3 separate regions of the Homo sapiens genome follow, and all the other regions are linked to region 3. Evidence: chromatin loops called from intact Hi-C (ENCODE). Cell type or tissue: GM12878. All regions are shown on one strand.

Region 1 (8,000 bases), 290 kb after region 3:
AAAAGCAGTGCAAAATGTGAAACCATATACAATGTAGAGCTCATTTCAAACATGCTTTCCATAACTGAGAGGATTTTATTTCTTTCAAGGTCCTCAAAACAGGTATTTTGGAATGGCTTTTCTGACTGCTCCTTTGAACCACTTCTTATGCAATGTAGAAGTTTTGCTATGTAACATAGAAGTTATGCTTCATAATGGAATGGAAAACAATATTCAACCATTCCGTCCCATCTTGGGCTAAAGGTATCTACGTGGCTTTCCACACTGAATTTATTAGGAAGAGGAAGATACCCGGCTTCAAATTTATCATGGGAATATATAAGATTTGAGAGAGAAGTATCTTGGTGATCATCTGGTCCAACCTCTCACCTGTACAGAAATTTCTTCATCAGTATCTCTAAGGGAAACCCTTCTCCACTGATTGGGCATCAACGACCTCATAAAATGTATATTCCCGTTGCACTCAGCTCATACTATTATCCCCTCTCATTTCAGCTGAAGTTTGCCTCTGCTTTTCATGCATTCTATCTCTTGTGTCATACAGTAAGTCGAGTCCTGATTCACAGATGTTTGAGACAGTTATGATGACAGTCTGAACATTTTCCATAATTTATGTGACCTGAATTTCAGATGCCTCACTATCCTGGGTGCAGTTCTCTAGCTATGCTGTAGATTATCAGTATTCTTTTAAAATAATAATAAATAAAACTGAAGTTCATATTTCATATGCAGCCTCTTTTTTCTGGGACATAATATAACTGTATTCTTTCCTGTTAACCTTATTTAGATTTTCAAATTAAAATGTGTCAAATCACAAATAATGTTTTCTTATATTTAAAAATTATAACCTCTGTTCCAATTTTTATCTCCCTTTTCCAGTTTTTGGCCTAGGTATTTTTATTTATTTTCATTTTACTTCATTTCATTTTCATGGTTAAATAATTAAGGCATTTCAAGTACAACATTGGTTATTGCCATTGTTTTCTTCTGTTCTTTTTTTTTCTAATGGGTTTATATTTCTCATTTATTGACCAAATGTTATTTAGGAATGGAGTGTTTATGTATTATAGATATATTCTTGCTGATATTTAAATAACTTCTGTTATTTATTTCTAGTTTTGTTTGTGGGAGAATGTGATTGACAGTTCTATTTTTACAAATTATTATGTTTTATTAGTGGTTTCTTATGAATTATGCCCAGTGAAGCACATTCATTTAGATTAAAATTTTGGTATGTGTAGATGTTATATTTATTTTATGAATTAAATTTAATTAAACTATTTTAGCACACTATATTGTTATTGGTGTGTATATAACCTGTCATGGTTTCATAGTGCCAAATTAAAATGCTTTACTGCATTTTAGAGCTTATTAGAGTTTTATACACTTCTAACAACATTGATGTTGAATTTTGTTGTGAAATCTTTTATTACATACTAAATAAACCTCTTGGGATTTAACATGTATTTCTACCTATAAATGCACTAAAATAATAGTAGGTGTATTAAAAAATACATATAAGCCCTCATCAAGAAGGTAAACAGGAGAGAACAACACAGGGCAGACATCAAAACAATTATAGAAGCAAAAATAAAAAGGATGATTGACATGGTTGTAAGAGAAAGAGAGAAAGTTGAAAACATACCTGCAAAACGGGGAAGCCAACCAGTTCACAACACCAAACTGTATCTGGACATTCTTGTCACAATTGGGTCACCAAGATGACATTGGAAAGAGTAAGATTGGCTTAATATCTGAATAAGGAACTCGACTTCTCCATCAGTGCTTCTCAAATCATCTGCAGTAAAGAACCAGTTTCTTTTTACATTTCATAGAAGGCCAATACTTCAGTAAAATATGATAAAAATCAACTACTAGAAAAACGAAATGAAAAGCACCTGAGCTATTCTATATTCTGCTCCAAAAATGTGTCTGATTATGTGCTTGTATGTTTCAGTAATACCAAATTTTATAATAGTTGCTTACCACTGGTAAGTAACACAAATATAATTTAGTTTCTATACCTGTCTCATTACAAGCCAATAACAAAAAGCTCATAGATCATCACTAGACTGCCAACTCCCAACGGAGTAGCATTGCTTTGTATCTGTTGAATGCCAGTTTAAGATTGGAGGTTAAGTTTTACAGCAGTTAAACTAAGGACTTCTGACTTCAAACACTCGGTAGAACAGAGGCAAATGTAAGGGGCTATACTTCAAGCAGAGGATTAAATGTGAATGCTTTCATACTATGAGGCAGCACCAGCCTCTTTCCCAACACTCAGACCCCAGATTGACAGCCAGTCTTACACCTTTCACTTAGGTAGTAGGAGTGTTTCTTTCTGGAGAAGGTAATGAGAAGTTATGAGTAATTTCAACAAAATGAATAGCATTGCTTTGCCTGACTTCTGCATTGGAACCCACCAGTTCACAAGGTCTACCCACGTGCAGAGAGCTTCAAATAGGCTTTTTAGTGCTGTGGTCTGGAATATATTTGAACATCCAAGAGTTACCATATATTTGAAGAAGGCTTTAACATGAAACACAGATACCTAAAGATAAGAGAGAATCCCCAGGGGGATATACAGAAAATGCATAGAATAAAAAATAAAATAATTGACATCTTCATATAAAATATATTGGAACCATGAAAGAAGAAGAGTATACCATGTACACTTTTTGATCAAAACACACACATACAGAAAAGTGTACAAATTATGATGAATACATCAATTAATTACCACAAAGTGAATATGTGTAGGTCAAAAAATATAATATTCCAAATACTTCATTACCCACTACCTATTCTCTAACAGAAACAATATTCATGGCTTCTAATATCATGCATTAGTATTTTCATGCCTTCACACTTTATAACGATATAATTACAGAGTTATATTCCCTAGTATTATTATTCTCTTTTACTCTAGTTTCTCTTTCCGTATCTTTTGCTGTTATAGGCTTATCCATCATGTTTATTGTCTTATGTTCCTCCAAGTTTAACCTTCATTTATGAAACAATTTTTCTTTCATTTCCAACTGCTTCCTAATCTATCCCCTCTTTTCAAAACTTCTCCTCTATTCAGTCATGACTGAGTTTATGATTCTGATCTTTGCTGTTATTTTGTATTTTCTATCACTTCTTTAACTTCTTTGACCTCATTTTGAAATATTTAGTTAGAGTTTTCATCGATTTTGAAGTCATATCTTCCTGGCTATTGCAAGTTGTGCTCCCTGGGAAGCATATTCTGAGACAACTTGGCATATAGAATATTTGTTAATAAATGTATGGGATTAACACCTATGGAATGTGGGGGGAAGTATCGGGTACAGAGAGAAGTCAAGCCGAATGCACTCCTAGTGACAGCCTCAGCTGACCCAACAGTGAGTTCTGTAGCTAGAATGACCATTCAGAGGCGTCCTGAGCTGAGCCATGATGGCCAGGGCTTTATTAATCTGCATAATTTTGTTTGGGTGTAGTTTGCTGCACGAAGCCTGTTACTTTGGACAAAGTGTCTGTGTTGCTGATACAATGACTAAGTTGACAGCTAAAGTCTGCCTACTGACAGAGCTACCATCAGTTGGCGGGCAACAAGTCCTTTACTTGAAAGAGAACCTGGGCAGGATATCTTGGTTTTCACTCGGTAGGTGCACAGTTATTCTCTATAGTAATGTTGTACTGCTGATGATTTTTTTCCTCATAATAACTTCATATGAGATATAGGCATGATCTTTTCCTGAATTCATGTTTAGTGAGATTTGTTTTCATGTACTCTTGTAAGGGGAGGATAGTATTCCTAGTTTTGCAGCTGTTGAGCTCCCTCTTGTGTTGTCATCAGAAAGTATTCAGCTGTTAATTGGAGCCTCTAAACATTCCTTGTTTTGGCTAATATCAAATCAGCCAACTGACTTTTTAAGTTATTACCATTGGCAGTTGTTTTTTGTTGTTCTTGTTGTTCTCCCGATATTAGTACTTCCAGAATTTGTTCTTTTGCTCTTATCACCATTTCTAATACTATACTTAGAGTTCCTTGTGTGTATTTTGTTAATTAGATTTTTAAAAAACAGGTCATGAGGGTTTTAAATTTCCCTTTTACATTCACTTTTTTCCTTATTTTTAAATTAAGGAATGGTTTATATTTAAAAATTTAAGTATTTTAAGTATCAGTTATTTGAGGTTTTACAAATACATTCACCCATTTAACCACCCCCACCAGTCAAGAAATATGATATTTTCATCACATCCAAAAGTTATCTCATGTGAATTTCCAGGTGACTCCCTACCCAGAGACAACACAGAATTGATTTTTATCAATATAGTTCAGTTTGCACTTCTTGAATTTGAGATATATGTAATATTATAGTAAGTACTCTTGTGTGTCTAACTTATTTCAGAAAACTTAATGCTTATGAGATTCATCTATCTTACTGCATGTAAAATAGTTTGTCTTTTTATTGATGTATTCACCTGAATGGATATGCAAAAACATATTTATTCATTTATCTGTTGATAGACATTTGGTTCATTCTTATTATTGGCTGTTATAAATAAACCTGCCATGAACATATTTTGAACAAATCTTCTGTGGACATTTGTCCTGTCTCTTACATGTTTAGGAGTAGCACTCCTGGGGTCATAAGGTAGGTACACATTTAACTCCATAATATGATTCCCAAATGTTTTCCGGTATGGGTACACCACATAACTTTCCTACCAGCTGCTTCACATTCTTTCCAACTTTTGGCACTGCCTGTTTTATGTTCCTGTATTTTTAATATATTAATAATTCTAGTGAGGGTAAGTAGTACCTCATTTAGTTTTATTTTGTATTAGCCTGATATCTAATTATGTTGAACATTATTTTATCATTTGCCTATTGACCATTCCATTTTAGTAAATTACCCTAGTCTTCTGCTCATAAGATTAGTTTAAAATTATTGAATCCTATTATTTATATATTCTGAATTAAGTTTGTTTGGAACACATATGTACTATGAATATTGTCCCCAAGTCTGTGGCTTGCATTTCTATTATTTAAATAGTGTCTTTTAATGAGGGCAAGCTTTATTGAATTTTGATTAATTAAATTTACAATTGTTTTCTTTTATATTTAGTACTTCTTGTGTCTTGTCTAATAAATGTTTTCCTAAACTGAGATTGAAGAAATCTTCCCTTATATTTGTGCCTAGAGCTTTGTAGTATTAGCTCATGTGTGTGGTGCAGGTTCATTTATGTTTTATGCCTTAATCAAATATATTGAGACATAATTTATATACAATAAAAGACACCAATTTTAAGTGTATAGTTTGATGTTTTGACGTATATGTAGAAACATGTAATCACCACCATGATCAAGATATAGAACATTTCTTTGCATGTAAGACAGAAACAAAGGGTTATCAGTGACAGTTTCTACCCTACATCAGGCTCAGCCTCCAATGTGTTTCTGCATTATATTTGTATTGTACTTTATTACTTATTCATACAGATAAGTAATTTCAAGTTAAAAGAGAATTATTTATTTTTTATATTATCCCTTCTTGCAATGCTTTTCAATTAAAATCAGATATAGGCAAATCTTTAATCCCAGACTTACCCAAAGCAACTTTTCTGCTGATTTCAAATGCGTTAAAAGTTGTACAACAGAATATCCAGCCTGTATTTGTTTTAAAATACTTAAAAAAAATCAAGAAATATTTATTAAGCTACACTTTAAAATACCATTTATATTAGTATAAAGATGAATAAATAGATTAATGGAACAAAACAGAACATTCAGAAATAGAAACACATATGTATAGTTAATTTTCTACAAGGCTCTCAAGGCAATTTATTATAAAAATGATATTGAAAATGAAAAAAGATATAGAACATTTCCATTACCCCTAAATTTTCTCACATGCCCCATCCCATTGTGTCCCCTATACCACCATCAGCCGCAGGAAACCAATGATTTGCTTTCTATTGCCAGAATTTAGTTTGACAATAAAGAATCTTATCAAAATAAAATAACAATTTGCTTTCTAACTTCTTATCACTAAGCATACTTTTGAGGTTTATCCGTTATGTGTGTGACTTCGCAGTTCATTCTTTTTGTACCATTGTGTATATATACACAATGGTTTTATTTTCTTACACTCTCAACAGAAACGTATGACAGTTACCAGTTGCTTAACATTCTCAACAAAATGTGTTAGTCTTAATTTCATACATTAAGTAGATGCATAATAGTATCCAATTGTGGTTAGAATTAAAAGTTTTTTTTGATGACTGAAGACACTGAATATATTTTTTTGTGTGTATATTGGTCATCTACATATTTTTTAGTTGAGCGTCTTTTCAGATCTTTTGTCCATTCCTCAGTTAGAGGCATATTTTCTTCTTTCCAATATTTTAATTAGTTCCTTTGTCTTCATAATTGAAATGTAAGAGTTCTTTATGTTTTCCAGGTATATATATTTTTGTTACTTGTATATTACGCAAATATTTTCACTATATTGTAACTTGCTTTTAATTTTCTACCATGTCTTTTGAAGAGCAGAAGTTTCCTTTGGTTTTGATAAAGTCCAACTTATTGACTTTGACTTTTATAGTTCAAGTGTTTTCTGTCATACTTAATAAGTTTCTGAAAAATTCAAGCTCACTAAGGTTCTATCTAATGTTCTTTTTAATAATATTAGTTCTTACAAGCAGGATGTGATTCATCTCTAGTTAATTTTTGTAAATGGTGTGAAAAAATTTCAAGATTCTTTTCTATCCAAATGCATTATTATTGGAAAGAGTATTCTTCTACCATTAAATTGCCTTGAGGCTTTGTAGAAAATTAATTATACATATGTGTTTCTATTTCTGAGTGTTCTGTTTTGTTCCATTAATCTATTTGTTCATCTTTATACTAATACTAAAAGTATAGCTTAATAAACATTTCTTGAAATCAATGTAATGCCTTCTGGATTCTGCCCTCTTAGTCCTCATGGGAAGCCATCCATAAGGAAGAGCTATACTTTAGAACTTGCTGGAAAACCACTCTCTGAAGTACTCTGTGGGTGGGGGGCATCTATGGGAGGATGCTTCTGTTTGCAACCTTCTGGCAAAATACCTTTGATGATGGTACTGCCTGGGAAGTAGCACTACTGGGCGTCCTACTTGTTACTAGACTTCACACACACAGCATGTCCAGGCAGATGAAAGCAGCCAGAAATGGGAAGAGAACTCCGTTTTAACTTCAGTGTCCCTTCACGCCTTCTACAGAAGAGCTTAACATCATGTCTGCTGGTAAAGGAGAAACATTCCAGTAACACAATCAGGACAAGTAAAGGTAGATTTGGAGCTAAAAGGCAATTACATTCTTAATTTTCTTTCTTTTTAAAATTTTGACAGAATTTAGATTTATTCATCCCTATGAGCCCTAGAATTATGTTAATGTCAGGAGATGTTTATAAAATATACTCCACTAAAATTTTTCTGAAAATTCTAACAAGGACATTTGAAACAAGGGTTACATAGGTCAATTACAATTTCACTCAGAAAAAACAATAGCACTCTTGATTTATTCAGTAGTTGTTTTTTAATATAGCATGAGTCACAAATAAGCTAGTTTTTCAACTAGGTCAACACTGACTTTTTTTGTGTGTGATAAGAACATTTAACATGAATCCACCCCCTGATCAAAAGGTATTGGTAACTGTAATCATATATTATGCCATTCTTGCATTGCTATAAAGAAATACCTGAGATTGGGTAATTTATAAAGAAAAGTGGTTTTGTTGGCTCATGATTTGCAGAATTTACAGGAAGCATGGTGCTGGCATCCACTTGGCTTCTGGTGAAGGCTCAGGGAACTTTCAATCATGGTGGAAGGTGAAGCAGGAGCGGGCACATCACATGACCAGAACAGGAGAGAGAGAGTTGGGGGAAGGTGCTGCAAATTTTGAAATGGCAAGATCTTGTGAGAACTTACTCACTATCATAAAAATAGACCAAGTCATGCGAAGTTCACC
Region 2 (8,000 bases), 870 kb after region 3:
ACTTAAACCTATCCAGTTCCTCATCAGTGATGTTATCCAGGCCTGTTAGCAAGAGTATCTCCTTGTATTTACTCTCCATCTGACAACTTTGGGATCAGCCTATAAGGAATCCAAAACATGTAAGATTACACCACCAAAAGTGATTCTACATTCAAAATAAAGCAAGGTGAGCTATTAATATTTTTTAAAGAAAAATAAAATATTTGCAGTAGTAAAAGAGATTTGAGTAGGACATAGGTAAGAACTTCTTAAGCAAGGTGATCACTACTCCTGGGAAAGACATCTTCAGAAAGTATACAACACCTCTGGAATTCTCAGAAAACAAGATACATTAGCTGGGCGCGGTAGCTCACGCCTGTAATAATCCCAGCACTTTGGAAGGCCAAGGTGGGCGGATCACCTGCGGTCAGGAGTTTGAGACCAGACTGGCCAATATGGCAAAACCCCATCTCTACTAAAAGTACAAAAATTAGCCGAGCATGGTGGTGGGCGCCTGTAATCCCAACTACTCAGGAGGCTGAGGCAGGAGAATTATTTGAACCTGGGAGGTGGAGGTTGCAGTGAGCCAAGATCGCGCCATTGCACTCCAGCCTGGGCAACAGGAGCGAAACTTCATCTCAAAACAACAACAACAACAACAACAAAAAGGAAACAGGATACATTTTCCTGTTATTTTTAAAATAGATTTATCGAGGCATAACTGGCATACAACACGGTGCATACACTGGAAGTATACAATCTGATAAATTTTGGCATATACATATACCTGATGAAGTGCAATTAATCAATCTGTTCTTTCATGGATCATGCTTTCAGTGTCTTATTTAAGAAATCTTTTCCAATCTCAAGATTAGAAGATTTTATGTCTTCCTGTAAGAATTTTACGGTTTGATCATTTCACATTTGGCTGTATGTACTGCTTTGAGTTAATTTGTATATGATATAAGTGATGATTCAAAGTTCATTTATTTTTCATATGAATATGAATTTTCCCAGAATCATATGTTAAAAAGACTGTCATTTTTAATGATTTTTTTTTTTACCTTTGCAAAAATCAGTTGTCCAAATATGAGTGAGTCTATTTCTGGATTCTTTATTCTGTCCATCAACCTATTTTTGTAACTTGTTGCCAAAATCACGTTGTAGTAATATAGTTGTTTATGTATAGTATCCAAAATAATACACAAAACATTATAAATAATAATTCAACAGTTTATAACTATAAGATTAATATACAGAAATGCATTCCTTTATTTTAGTACCACTCCAAGAGAGAAAAAAATTACATAAAAAAAGTAATTTCCAATAGCAACAAAACTACAAAGTACATAAGAACATCGAATACAATATATTTAAGAGTTTTAAAGGGAAACTTATAAAACTTTATTGGGAGATTTAAAGGACCTACTTAAGTGGGTGTATGTCTGATATTTTAAATGGGAAGATTTGATAAAATGAAGACAGCAGTGTTGTCAAATTAATCTATAAACTCCTATCCAAAATCTCAAAGGGTTTTTCATAGAATTTATCAGAATGATCCTAAAACCTAAATGAAAAAAATAAAGACAAAAACCTGCAAAACAAGTTGAATATGTTTATCAGGATGTACTATCCCTACTACTAGGTATCAATACTTACTACAAATGTATAATTATTAAATCAGTATGGCAGTGGCGTAGAAAAAAATGAACTAATAAATAGAGTGTGGAAACAGGACCACATGTAAATTAAAGCTTGGTATATAATCAAAGTGGCATTAAAAATCACAAGGAAAGAATGGCCAACTATAAAAAGTGTTCAGACAAATGACAATACACAGGGAATGATATATTCAGCCTTTCTCTTATATCATACACAAAATATATATCTGGTTGGATTAATTATCTAAATAGAATAGTAATGATGTTGAATAAAACACAGAATTTCTCAATACATTGAAGTAGAAGGAGGTTCCTTAAATAAGGCACAAAAAGGACAAGCCAGAAAAAAAAAATTTGTCAAATGTGATTGCATGCATATTCTCAATTTCTTTGTAGGAAACACACACATCCGTGCACACACACACACTAAACAAAGTGATTATACAAGGCAAAAACTGGGCAGATACCTGCAATACACACACACACACACACACACACACACACACACACACACATATATATATGGCTATACCTGCTATATATATATATATAGAGAGAGAGAGAGAGAGAGAGAGCTAATAGAGGTTTTGCTTTTGGAATACATGGAGAACCATGTATCAATAAGAAAACAACAGTCTATTTGAAAAGTGTGCAAAAGATGTGAATGAGCAATTTGCTCAAATATCCAATAAACATAAAAAAGATGTTTGACATTATTAGCAATTAATGACTTCCAGAGCAGCAACATATAAAGTGGAAGAAATAAGCCAAAGAACAGGAAAAGATGTTTATGAGCTGAAAATAACTGATTGTGAATTTTAGGGAAGCTTGAATACCCCCATCAGTAGAGTCAATGTTAATAAATTCTAAACTATCACTGTTAATGGCCTTATAATGTTTTTTCCTATATGTTGGTAAGCGCTGGAGAAACTCTACTTATACATGTAGAGTTCATGAGTGAAAATTAAAACTATTATCAGGACCATTTTCAAAATAAGGAATACATTAAAAATATTTGCAATGATAAAGCCATCCAAATGCCCCCATCCTACTGATGAAAGCAAGGAAGGACACTACCTTTGTTGAATATCTACTGTGACAATCAGCTTGGATGATTCCTACTTTTCTACTTGTCCATAAGAAGCTAATCTTCCTATAACCCTCTTATATAATAACAATCACATTTTAATCACATTTTATGTGATTGACTCAGTTTTTTCTCTGAAGTTATGTTGCCTTATAAATGAAAAACTTGCATTTTACTTCATAATATCTGTTAACTTAAAAAATGCTTGTATTTGCTATTGGCATAAAAGTCAGCCTTACAAATAGGCTGATAGACAAACCCCAAAGGAAGCCGAAGCTTAAGGAACACCAGCTCAGAGACACCAGAGGACATGGCTAAAGTGAATAAAAGAGAAATGAACCCATCCTTTCAGAGCTGATGTCCATGTTTGCAGGTTCAGGTTCTCAGAGGTGTGCACAGCATGGCTGGCCTTTCCTCAGTTGTCTTTTTCAGCAGAGAAACGGTTAAGTCTCTCGTCTCTAACCCAGCTCCTCTATGGTGCTTACCTCCTGATCCCTGGGGCGATCAGCAAACCGGGTCTGCCACCTTCTTTTCAGAGAGCTTAACTAGCAGAGGACTCAGGAGAGCATGCCCAAATAACCTAGGTGACTTTCAAAGCTACAAAGACTCTGACACTTCTGGACGGCTTCACATGTACCCCTAATAAACACTTCCCTTCACCCCCAGGCCCAGTGTGGGTAGGAGTGACAACTGGAGCTCTAATTGGCTGAGCTGGTTTGGGTTCTCACTAGCAGCCACAGAAGAAAATGTCTATAGAAACTTGTATCTGAGTCATGCCACATAGGAACTACACTGATTGGAAACAGAAAGTGGCCTAGAAACTGTAAAAAATGACCGCAGATGACTTCTTGATACACTTTGTGACTAAGGGGCCTGGTGATGACATTTTTCTGGTATAAACAAGCACACTGATCTCAGAGGGTATCTAAAAGTGTTGCCAGTAGGGCAGTGCAGGTTCTTGTCTTCAAAGCATAAGAGAATCTGAAAATGAGACCCAAGCGAAAGTATAGACATTTTATTGTGGAGCAAAACCAACGACACCCTCAAGGGAGGAGTGCAGGCACTCAAAGATTTGAGTCACAGGCAATGTGGTTCACGTACTATATGAATAAGCACAATGAAGGTATGGAGTACTCTGTAATCAAGGGGAGGGGTTTTCTGGGAAATGGGCGGGCAATTCCCGGAATCGGGGTGCCACCCTTTTCTTGACTAAAGATGGTTAATCCGGAACTGTCATGGCGTCAGGTGCATGATGGGAGTGGGAATTTCCCCATGGAAGTTTTATGATATTAAGGGCATAATGAAGCTAAGGGTCAGCAGTCAGCCAAGTTTTCGACCATCTTGGCTTTAACCAGTTGCGGCCAGTTTCTTCTGTGTTACATTCTCATCTGTGCCTAAGTAGGAAGTTTGCAATCTGTCTTCATTGTCACAGGCTGTTGTAACAGTTCCTATCTACTAGTGGGGCAATCCCTCTGCTAACCTTTTTGACCGCATTTTTATTGCTTGTAGCCACCTGCAAGTAATCATGCCTCATTCCCTCACTGACTGCTTGCCTCAAAAGCATATATACAGTCTTTCTTCCTAACCCAGGCTCCTAACCCTAAATTCAGAGCTTGAGGGCTTGATTCTAGTCAGCAATTTACTTGAGGTTTTCCTTTCTTATTCATTGAATTAACAATTATGCACTGAACATCTAATATGATGTATTAGATTCTGAGAATATAAAAGTTAGTAAGACAAAGTTCCAGATGTTGAGCGGCTCTGCCAAGTCATGAAAACAGACATGTGATTTAATAATCACAATAGGACATGATGATAAGTGTTATAATTAAAGCATGCTCAAGATGCTCAAGGAGCAGAGGAAGAGCACCTAACCATGCCCAGGTAATCAGCCCAGAGCTGCAGGACCTCCTTCACTTTCTACTGCAAGGCTTGTTTCTACACTTTTGCCAGCTTTCAGCTCAAATAGCACCTTATCTGTGGGGCTTCTCTGACCAGCATGTTCTCTACCTCTTCCCCACATTATCTTTTCCCACACGTGTTACTGACCATCATCTGACATACGGTATATGTCATTTGTTTGTTTATTCTCTGCCTCATGCTCCTAAAATGTAAGGCACATGAGGGAAGAGATTTCTGCCCACTGGCTCACTGCATCCACTTCACCTGACACAGTGCCAGGCACAGAGAAGGTGTTCAGAAAATATTCGTTGAATGAGTGAATGCATGAATGAGTGGATCACACAAGGCGAAAGAACACCAAAGAGAACAATATGTAAGAATTAAAAAGATGTGAAGTGTATGAATTTGGTAACCTACTGAGTAAACGAGAGAAAGCTCCCTGTTGAGGAAGAACCCAACAAGCACCAACCCCAGAGAGGCGTACTGATTTGAGGCTTCAGGTCCTGTAAAAGGTGAGTTAAGTGATTAAGCTGGGAAGTGGTCTCAATGAGGAGCAGGTACACTGCTGCACCTGGGGCAGAGAGACAAGTACTCATCGTCCAGCTTTGTTTTACCAAGAAATTTAATCAGAGAGATACCCAACTTGGTGACACAAGACACAGAAGGGAAAGGAGGCAACTGTGCTGAAAAAGGAGGTTTGTTAACAGTCTCACGGAGAAAAGTGGGATCCCCAAGCCCTTTCCTCCCTGACTTCTAGAGTACTGACAGCAAGGTTTATGCCATAAGCAGAAGACTGGAGGCTCCTACTGTAGCAACTGGCCCAAGAAGGGAAAAACTCTCACCGTTACTGACATTTTGAGTTTTCCAATACAAAGACTCAGGCCCTTTCGTGCCAATCCTATAATTAAACTAACTCATAAATAAACCAGGCCAACGCAAAAAGAATTCAAGTCAGTTTTGTGTGTATACATGTATGGACATTTCTTTCTTAAATATGAGTAAACAGACATAAATAACATTCAGAAAAGCCTCCAACTTAAAAAAAAAACAGAAAACAAATCAGAAGAAGGAACTTAAGGACAAAGCAGAGGGTAGAAGAAGAAATATATATGGTCATCAGAGAGATAAGAAAAGACATTGCATCCATGAAACAAAAAGACAGTGCTAATACTTGTAAAAAATGAACAAATTACAGAAGAGATTTTATAAATATATTTTCTAAATGTGATAGCAGAAAAGTTTTAAAGCTAATAGAGTGATAAAGCTGAAGATCTCTTTCTAAAAGTATGCCTAGAAAAGAATAAAATGGAAAAACAGGAGAGAAAAAAAATAAGAAATATACAGGTTTATGCCCCGATGAATAATAACCAGCTAATAAGCATTTAAACAAGAGCGAATGGAGAAAAAAGCAAGTTATCAAATAAATACCGAATTTGATGAATGAGAAAGAACACACACAAAAGCATGTCACTTTGCATTTTTTTTCCAGTTTTTTTCTTTTTAGTAGACTTTATTTTTTAAAGCAGTTTTAGGCTCACAGTAAAATTGAGCTGAAGGTACAGGTTTCCATATACCCTTTTCCCTCACACATGCACAGCCTCCCCATTATCAACATTCCCACCAGGGTGGACTGAGCATGACACATCATTATCACCCAGACTCCAGAGTTGCCACTAGGGTACACTTGGTGTTGTACATTCTGTGGGTTTGGACAAATGTATAATGAGTATCCACCCTCACAGTATCATACAGGGTGGTTTCCCTGCCCTAAAATCCTCTGTGCTCTGTCTAGTCATCTCTCTCCCGACAAATCCTGGCAACCACTGATCTTTTTACTGTCTCTATAGTTTTGCTGTTTCTGGAATTTCATATAGTTGAAGTCATACAGTATATAGCCTTTTCAGATTGTCTTCTTTCACTTGGTAATCTGCATTTAAGATTCCTCCATGGTTTTTCATGGCTTGATGGCTCATTTCTTTTTAGCACTAAAAAATATTCCATTGTCTCCATTTATCTGTTTATCCATTCACCTACTGAAGAACACGTTGGTTGCTTCCAAGTTTTGGCAATTACGAATAAACCTTCTATAAATATCTGTGTGCATGTTTTTATGTGGACTTAATTTTTCAACTTTGGGTAAATATCAAGGAATGCAATTGCTGTGTTGTATAATAAGATATAATAAGAGTATGTTTAGTCTTGTAAGAAACCACTAATTGGTTTTTAATACAATGATTTGGTCAATAAATGTTTATGAGCAAACGAAAGGTATCTAATAAGTACTGCATTGAACAGTTTTAAGAATAAGGAGAAAATCTATGACTCTGAAGACTTTCATATCTTGTCCATAGATTTCTTAAAAAGGTATACTTTAGAAATACATCATATAAAGAATTGTTCAGACTTGTTTAGTGATGCCTCAATTTCAGAACTTTTGTAAAGAAATCACAAGTAAAAGCAAACACCTCAATGCAATTAAATGCTAATTTTAAAAAATGTATCCTTTAAACAGTGGTTTCCAAACTTTAGCATGCATTAGAATTTCCTGGGGGAAGCTTGTGAAAAATACGGATTTTAGGCCTCACCCCCAGCATTTCTGACAGGTTCCTGGGTGATTCTGATGCTGTTGGTCTTGACACAACACTTAGAGAACCACTGCTTTAATATCTAATCTCTGGCATTTAAACTAATAAGCAATGTCCATATGCCTTTGCATTTTCTAATAGTAAATAAACAAAAGAACAGTTCTGATATGCCTTCAACAAACTTTAAATCTTCAGACTCTTGAAATGTTTTACTTAAGTGGAATAGAACCTATAACTTATTCATCTTGGCTCACAGTGATTCCCATGAGTTCAAAAGACAGAGCCACAGGCCAGTCTAATACTAGATAATCTATGACTTCATGAAAGCATTTGTTCACAAAATACATAACTATTAGGGTACAGGGACCTTGCTTTTATCTTCTCCATGCATCTTCTCTACAGAAAATTCAATAAGAAATTATGAAGATTTTTATACTCATAATGATAACTCAACTTATCATGAATGTACACATAAATATCACAGTGAATCATCATACTCAAGACTCAGATTCAGGAACTTCATCATCAGGGCAACAGTAATATTCCACAAAAGATATTTGCCCCCCTTCATTCTAAAAATATACCATAATGAAAGAAATCCTGTTATTTGTGTGAATAAAATACCTTACAAGATAGGACTAACGTTTTTGTAAAGGGGATTAGCAAAGAAATAAAATCTGTTGACCTGGGTCTGATTACAATGAAATGCTTGCACCACATAAAAATCTTTGGAAGTCAAATTGCAAACTTTCTAAATTTTCAAAAGTAGATAACCTGAAATAATGC
Region 3 (8,000 bases):
TCCAGGATTGAACATTGATAAGATCAAAGACATTAGGCTTTGGAGGCCGGGCGCAGTGGCTCATGCCTGTAATCCCAGCACTTAGGGAGGCGAGGCGGGCGGATAACAAGGTCAGGAGTTCGAGACCAGCCTCACCAATATGGTGAAACCCCATCTCTACTAAAAAATACAAAAATTACCCGGGCATGGTAGCGGGCACCTGTAATCCCAGATATTCAGGAGGCTGAGGCAGGAGAATCACTTGAACCTGGGAGGCGGAGGTTGTAGTGAGCCGAGATCGCACCATCGCACTCTAGTCTGGGCAATAAGAGCGAAACTCCGTCTAAAAAAAAAAAAAAGAAAGAAAAAAGAAATTAGGCTTTGGTAGAATCAGCTGTGGCATCAGGAGGAAAGCCTAACCAGTGATGAATTCAATCTTAAAAATTGCTGCTTAGTTCAAGATTAACCCGATACTCAGTGAAATATGAATAATCACTTTCCTACTTTGGCAGCCACACATAGAAGAGATTGCGCATGCCCGGAAATAAAAACAAAGCAAAAGAGTTGCGTAAGTCAGTCTTCACTGTTATCCATGTACTACGTTCAGTATACCATAAAACATGACCACAGATGTAAATACTGTGTTCAGTATGACATAAAACATGACCACAGATGTAAAAAAAAGGGACCCATAAGAAAATCAACAAATCAAAAGCAACAAATTCACAGATAACCCAGACATTGGAACTGACAGAAAAGGATTTTAAAAACTAGTATTATAAATATATTTGGGAAATTATAAGATAAAATGAATGGATGAATATATGAAGAATCTTGTAAAATAAATAAAAATTAGAAAAGAAACTCATAGAATGAATTCTGAAAAACAAAAACATACCTGGTGGCCTTAACAGTAGAACAAGCAATGCAGAAGGAAGAGTCAATTGTCTTGAAGAAAGGTCAATAGAAATCATCCAAAATAAGACATAGAGAAAAAATACTGAAATATTTATAAATCTATACAGTGTCTACAACTTTTTAAAATAATAATTAGACTCGGGCAGAAATAATCTTTTAAGAAATAATGACCAAATTTTCCCTAAATTGAAAAATATTAATCTATAAGTTCAGAAATCCTAGTGAATTTCAAACAGAATAAATACAAAGAAACTATGCCATGGCATGTCATAGTCAAACTGCTGACAGAGCAAAGCATAGAGAAACTTTTCAGCATAGATAAGCTGCTGAAAACCAATGATAAGATAATTTTAAAAACAACCATGAAAAAAGACAGCACATCCAGGGGAACAATGGGAAGAATGGCAATTGACTTCTTACTAGAAATGGAAGCCAGAGAAGAGGGAATAAAACACATCTTTAAATTACTAAGAACAAACAAGCAAGAAGAAACAACCCATCAACTTAGAATTCTACTTGCAGCAAAAATATCCTTTACAAATAAAAGTGAAATAAAGACATTTTGAAAATGAAAATGAAAGTGCAGGGAATTTGTTGCCTGTAGACCTACTAAGAAATGCTAAAAGAAGTCTGTCAAGATGAAGAGAAATAATACAAGTTATAAACTCAGATATAAAAGAAGGATGGAAAAGAATTGAAAATAGTAAATAAGTGGAATACTTTATAATAATAAATAAATTAATCAGTTCACAAAGAAGAAATAAAAATTATAAATGGCAATGCACTTAATAATAACATTTCAAAATTAATGATAAATAGATTAATAAAAACAAAGTAAAAATTAAATCACAAACATGGTTGGAGATTTTTAACACACTTTCTTTCAGCAACTGATAAACTGAACAGAAATCAATAAAGATATAGAAGATTTGAACAATACTACCAATCAATATGGCCTGATATACACCTATTGAACATTACATCTAATAACTTCTGAATATATGTGTTCTTTTCCTGCACACATAGGACATTTACCATGGTAGACCACATGCTGAGCCATAAAAAAGTCTAAATAAACATGAAAGAACTGAAATCACTGAGTATGTTCTCTGATCACAATGGAATTGAATTTAGAATCAATAACAATAAGAAATCTAAAAAATACTCAAATATTTAAAAATTAAGCAACACAATTCTAAATATTTCATGGATTAGTAAAGAATTCAAAAAAGAAATTAGAAAACATTTTTAAATAAATGATAATAAAGATACAACGTATCGAATTATGTGAGACACTTTAAACGTGGTGAAAACAGGAACTTCAGAGCTTCAAATATTAATGTTATAGAACAACAAGAAGGAATGTTTAATATCAGTGAGCTAACTTCCACCTTAAAAAGCAAGAACAAAAAGAGCAAAGTAAACCCAACATAAATAGGAGATAATAATAAAGATAAAGAAGAAATCAATAAAACAAAACAAACAATAGAGAAAATAACGCCAAATGTTTAGTTTTGAGATTAATAAAATTGATAGCTTCCTAGCAAGAATGATCAAGAAAAAAGAGAAAAATAACAAATTACCAGTATTAACAATAAAAAAGAATATTATAACAAATCTTATTATTAAAGAGATAAGTTGAAAATTTAATGAAAAAATTTATACCAATATATTTGAAAATGTACTTTTAAATGAAAAAAATCCTTAATGAACTCAATTTACTGAAAGTGAGACAGAAAGAACATTTGAATAGCTCTATGATGATAATTTGTTATTAAAATAACAAATAAATAGTAAATAATAAGTACAATAAAGCAAAAATAAAATAATAAATAACAAATATTAACATATTTTGTTTTAAAAATCCCTCTTATAAAGACAAAGCATCACCCAGAAGGCTTTGTGAATTCTATCAAACATTTAAAGAAGAAAAAATATCAATCTTACTTAAAATCTTACTTTAGGAAGATAGCATATTCCTAATACTGAAACTTTATAAACAAATTACAAGAAAAGAAAATTCAGAATAATATTACTCATAAAGTTAGACACAAACATCTTTAAATAGTTTAATAAAATCTAGCAATATATAAAAGATTATTAAATCATGATTATGTGGGGTTTATCACAGAAAAGAAAGATTGTCTTAATATTTGAAAATTAAAGTGTAATTAATCTCAATAATTTGCCGATACTTTATTCCTATATTCTCCTATATTTTGTTCCTATATAATTCCTATATTCAAAATATAGGAGAATGTAGAGAATTATAGAAAAATAATCATGTGTTTATTTGAATGGATAAACAGAAGTTTCGAAACATTCAACATCTGTTTATGACAAAAAGCTACTAGTAAATTAGAAATAAAAAGGAATTTCCTCAATTTGACAAAAAGCAACAACAAAAAGTTATAGCTAACATAACACTTAATGGTGATATTGTACACTTTTCTTATGTTGGGAACAAGGCAAGAATGTCTGTGCTCTGCATATCTATTCAGCACTGTACTGGATGTCCCAGTCTCATTAGTTAAGAATTAATTAGGCAAAGGCAAGAAGTTAAAGTCATAAACTGGAAAATAATAAGTCTACTACATTTATTTGTAGGTGACATAATCATTGTCTATACAACAAAGAACATTTAATTCCATTCTATGCTTTTTACTCAGTCCCTAGCCTGCATAAATAGTATACAATTTGCAAAGTTGGTAAGAGAACCAAATTAGCAATATGGTAATCCAATTCAGGACAAAGGACAATCATGGAAATTTGATTAGAAATGCATTAATGTGTTAACAAGCTACCTTTGCTCTATCTAAAACTTTAAATAAATATGAATAGCAGCAAAACCAACACAAACTATGATTTATAATGGATTATAATGGATAAAATGTCATATAGAAACATTGAAATCAATTTGGAAATCTAGAAAAATTGAATTTTTAAGAAATAATGGGTACAAAAGAAAACTCACAAATGCAAACCCTTTGTATAGGTGAAATTCATATTTGATTCACCAATTAGTTTTTTTTCACCATGAATATTTTTTTCATATGAAAAAGACTTGATGCTAATGAATATACTTTTAATACAACAAAGATAAAATGAGAAAAACATTATTTAACTTTGGTTTTATAATAATTAACTTGGCTTAATGGAATTCATTTGGTATACTTTAATTTGGAGATTTAAGTAAACACTGACTCCAGGAGGCTAGAGAAATTAGGATTTTTAGATTACAGATGCAATATGGAGATCTCATTTAACAATGACGGTAACTTTGAGATAAAATACGGGGGAAGTAGCCCAGAGGCAGCTAAAATTCTCCATATACAGTGAGGTCTTATCTACAAAGCTCCCCACATCAATATAGTTTACTTACAAGTACCAAATTGAGTTTGTCTGCTCTTCTGAAAGTGGTGAGTTAAGATAAGGGTCCCAACAGATGAACAGCTGTTACTGCAGGTGAGTGTTCTACATCAGGCACGGGATTTTCAACTCATAATGGAGTGACGTTGAACCACATACAATATTATGAGGATTTTCCCTTGAAACCGTTAAAGAGCTGTAACATGATGCTTGTGAATGTCACCACTAGGTGGCACTGAAAGTTAAACAGTTATTGAACAGGCTGTGGAATATTGAAGTTTTCCTATGGAAAAAAATTTGATTTTTTATGTTGTGTCTATATATTCTTCATTTGACCTTAAAACATAGCAGTAGCAGACATCTCTTGTACCGTGCCTTACACCTCAGCCCATTTGTTTTCCTCCAGCCCTTGGTGAGGCTCTTGGTTACAGAACCTCAGCTCAGCTCACTGCATATCCGCTGCTTTTTTGCACTAAGTCTTTATTCACAATGTGGTTGGGACACCTGTGAGAAGCTACTTAGCATTTATGAATGCTCAAAACTGAAAGTGTGGGGGAATTAAGACCCAATGGGCAATCCGTGACTATTAGGGGATGGGAGTCAGGGCTTTGTGTTCCTTTCATACCCCTCAGGTGGACAATTCTGAGGCAAGATCTTCATTGCTCATCAGAGGATTCCGGCGAGGTCAGATCCAGTTTTCCATAGTGGCGACCAGCTTGATAGTACCACTCTATTGACTTTCTCTCCTTTCTTGTTTTATTCTTTCCAATATATTAGCCTTAGTATCTGATAACATGCCCCAAAGTAAAGTCATTTATAAAGCTCCCCACGTTAATATAGTTTACTTTGGCTTTCTCTCCTTTCCTGTTTTAGAGTCGGCTTCCTGTAAGAAACCCAAGCATAACCTACTACCCTGATAAAGAACATTTTCAGCACCCAGAACTCTCCTTCATGGCTCCTTTTCCCATTCAACGCTCTTTAAAAGAGAACTAATAATCTATTAGTTCTATTTTTGAACTTCACATTACTGGAATCTTGGCCAGTACTATTTTTTGTTTGCCTTCGTAATTTCTTTTTTCTTTTCTTTTTTTTTGAGACAGGGTCTCGCTCTGTGCAGTGGTGTGATCTTGGCTCACTTTAGCCTCAACCTCCCGAGTAGCTGGGATTACAGGTGGGTGCCACCATACCTGGCTAATTTTTGTATTTTTTGTAGAGATGGGGTTTCACCATGTTGCCCCAGCTTGCTTTCTTTCATTCAACATTATTTCTGTGAGATTTATCCATGTTGTGGCATGTAGCAGTAGTTCACTCTTTTTCATTGTGGTGTAGTATTCCATTGTGTAAAATGTACCACAATTTATCCATTGTACTTGGGGTAGTCATTTGAATTGTTTCCAGATTTTAGCTATTTTTAATAATGTTGCTTTAAATACTTTTGTACACGTCTTTTTGTGAACATAAACACTCATGTCTTTTGTGAATAAACATAGAAATAAAATTGCTTGGTGATAGGTTAGAAATATTGCTTACATTTAATAGATACTGGAGAACAGTTTTTCATAATGGTTACACCAGTTTTGCCTTCCATCTTTTCTGCATCCTTGCCAATATTTGGTGTTACTAACTCTTAACTTTTGCCACTCTGATGGGAGTGTAGTGTATCTAATTGTTGTTTTAGTTCATATTTCCCTGTTGATGAATGGAACTTAACATGTTTTCATATGCAGTTAAACCATTTGGATATATTCTTTTGTGAAATGCCTGTTTAGGTTTTTGGGTTTTTTTTTTTGGGGTGGGGGGTGTCTATGTTTTCTTTATTTGAAGTTCTTTATATTTTGTGGGTACTAGTTCTTTGTTGGATACATGTATTGTGATTATATATCTATGTACATATTTTTTCTTTACCAATCTGTAGTTTTCCTTTTACTCTCTTAAAGCTATATTTTGATAAAAAGATTTTCTTCTTAATGGGATATAGTTTATTGACATGTTTCTTTATGGTAATTGTTATTTACTTGAGTAAATTATTTACTCTTTCTCCAAGGTTATGAAATATGCTCCTTTATCAGGGACTCTCAACTTAAGTGGGCATCAGAACCACCTGGAAGGCTTTTTAAAAATCATTGGGTCTGGAGTTTCTAATTCTTTGGTTCAGGGATAAATTCAGGAATTCGCATTTCTTACTATTCTCCAGATGATGGAATGGAGGATTGGTATTAGATCTTCTTTAATGTTTGGTAAAGAATTCAGCTGCAAAGCCATACGGTCCTGGGTTTTTTTTTCTTTTTTTTTTTTTTGAAGAGACATTTAATACTTGTTCAATATCTTACTTGTTATTGGTCTATTCAGATTTCTGATTTCTTCATAATTCAAGTCTTATTGGGTTACGAGTTTCTAGGAATTTATTTCTTCTAGGTCATCTAATTTCTTGTCGTATAGTTGTTCATAGCAGTCTCTTGTGATCCTTTGTATTTCTGTCTTATCAGTTGTAATTGCTCCTCTTTTTTTTGGTGAAACTGAGTCTCACTCTTTTGCCCAGGCTGGAGTGCAATAGTGTGATCTCGGCTCACTGCAAACTCTGCCTCCCAGGTTCAAGCGATTATCCTGCCTCAGCCTCCCCAAGTAGCTGGGATTACATACACCCGCCTCCTCACCCAGCTAATTTTTGTATTTTCAGTAGAGTTGGGGTTTCACCATGTTGGACAGGCTGGTTCTTGAACTCCTGACCTCAGGTGATCCACCCGCCTTGGCCTCCCAAAGTGCTTGGATTACAGGCGTGAGCCACCGTGCTCGGCCTCTTTTTTTTTTTTAGATGGAGTCTTGCTCTGTTGCCCAGGCTGAAGCATAGTGACACAATCTCAGCTCACTATAACTTCTGCCTCCCAGGTTCAAGTGATTCTCCTGCCTCAGCCTTCTGAGTAGCTGGAATTACAGACACCTGCCACCACGCCCAGCTAATTTTTGTATTATTAGTAGAGACCAGGTTTTTCCATGTTGGCCAGGCTGGTCTCAAACTCTTGCCCTCAAGTGATCCGCCTGCCTCTGCCTCCCAAAGTGCTGGGATTCCAGGTGTGAACCACCACGCCCGGCCTCCTGTTTCATTTTTTATTTTATTTATTTGAGTCTTCTTTCTTGCTCTTTTTTTTTTGTTTTTGTTTTTTTTTTTTTGCTTAGTATAGCTAAGGGTTTGTCAATTTTGTTTAGCTTTCCAAAAAACCAACTCTTAGTTTAGTTGACCTTATCTATTGTTTTTCTAGGTGTTACTCTGATTTTTGTTATTCTTTCCTTCTGCTAACTTTGGGCTTATTTTGTTCTTCTTTTTCCAGTTTCCTTGAGGTGTAGTGTTAGGTTGTTTATTTGAGATCTTTCTTCTTTTTGGATGCAGGAATTTATTCCTTTAAACCTCCTTCTTAGAACTCTGTTTTGCTGCATCCTACACATTTTGGTATGTTATGTTGCCATTTTCATTTGCCTCAAGATATTTTTATTTTTATTTTTATTTTATTTTTTTTTTTTGAGACGGAGTCTCGCTCTTTCACCCAGGCTGGACTGCAGTGGCGCTGTCTTGGCTCACTGCAAGCTCCGCCTCCCGGGTTCACGCCATTCTCCTGCCTCAGCCTCCCAAGTAGCTGGGACTACAGGCGCCCGCTACCACGCCCAGCTAATTTTTTTTTGTATTTTTAGTAGAGACGGGGTTTCACCGTGTTAGCCAGGATGGTCTCGATCTCCTGACC

What was found. Hi-C counts contacts between places; a loop is a spot of excess contacts. Peaks named below come from ENCODE experiments on the same cell type or tissue, not always from the same donor. Only the 100,000 strongest peaks of a DNase experiment are listed, where the experiment ranks them.
Region 1: it touches region 3 in a loop (8-fold over the local background); 22 of 110 quality-filtered maps call a loop at or near these places.
Region 2: it touches region 3 in a loop (4-fold over the local background); 74 of 110 quality-filtered maps call a loop at or near these places.

The regions. Positions count from the first base shown.
Region 1 is chr1:158,492,757-158,500,756 of GRCh38, forward strand. LOC107985213 (a long non-coding RNA gene) reads right to left here and starts at 2,130. Exons shown (of 3, transcript XR_001738258.2): 1 at 1,899-2,130; 2 at 1,646-1,798. In GM12878, a CTCF peak has its summit at 3,836 (motif pointing left); no DNase peak of the experiment used is centred here.
Region 2 is chr1:159,073,421-159,081,420 of GRCh38, forward strand. It overlaps AIM2 (absent in melanoma 2), which reads right to left and starts at 3,346. Exons shown (of 6, transcript NM_004833.3): 1 at 3,213-3,346; 2 at 1-99. The coding sequence starts at 79. It also overlaps the pseudogene RAD1P2. RefSeq lists an enhancer at 3,788-4,087. In GM12878, no CTCF peak of the experiment used is centred here; DNase peaks (open chromatin) are centred at 3,591 and 3,961; H3K4me3 peaks cover 3,847 bases; H3K27ac peaks cover 4,096 bases.
Region 3 is chr1:158,199,514-158,207,513 of GRCh38, forward strand. No RefSeq gene overlaps it. Among named protein-coding and RNA genes, the nearest start is that of CD1D, 23 kb to the left of the region's middle. In GM12878, a CTCF peak has its summit at 4,498 (motif pointing right); DNase peaks (open chromatin) are centred at 4,415 and 4,743.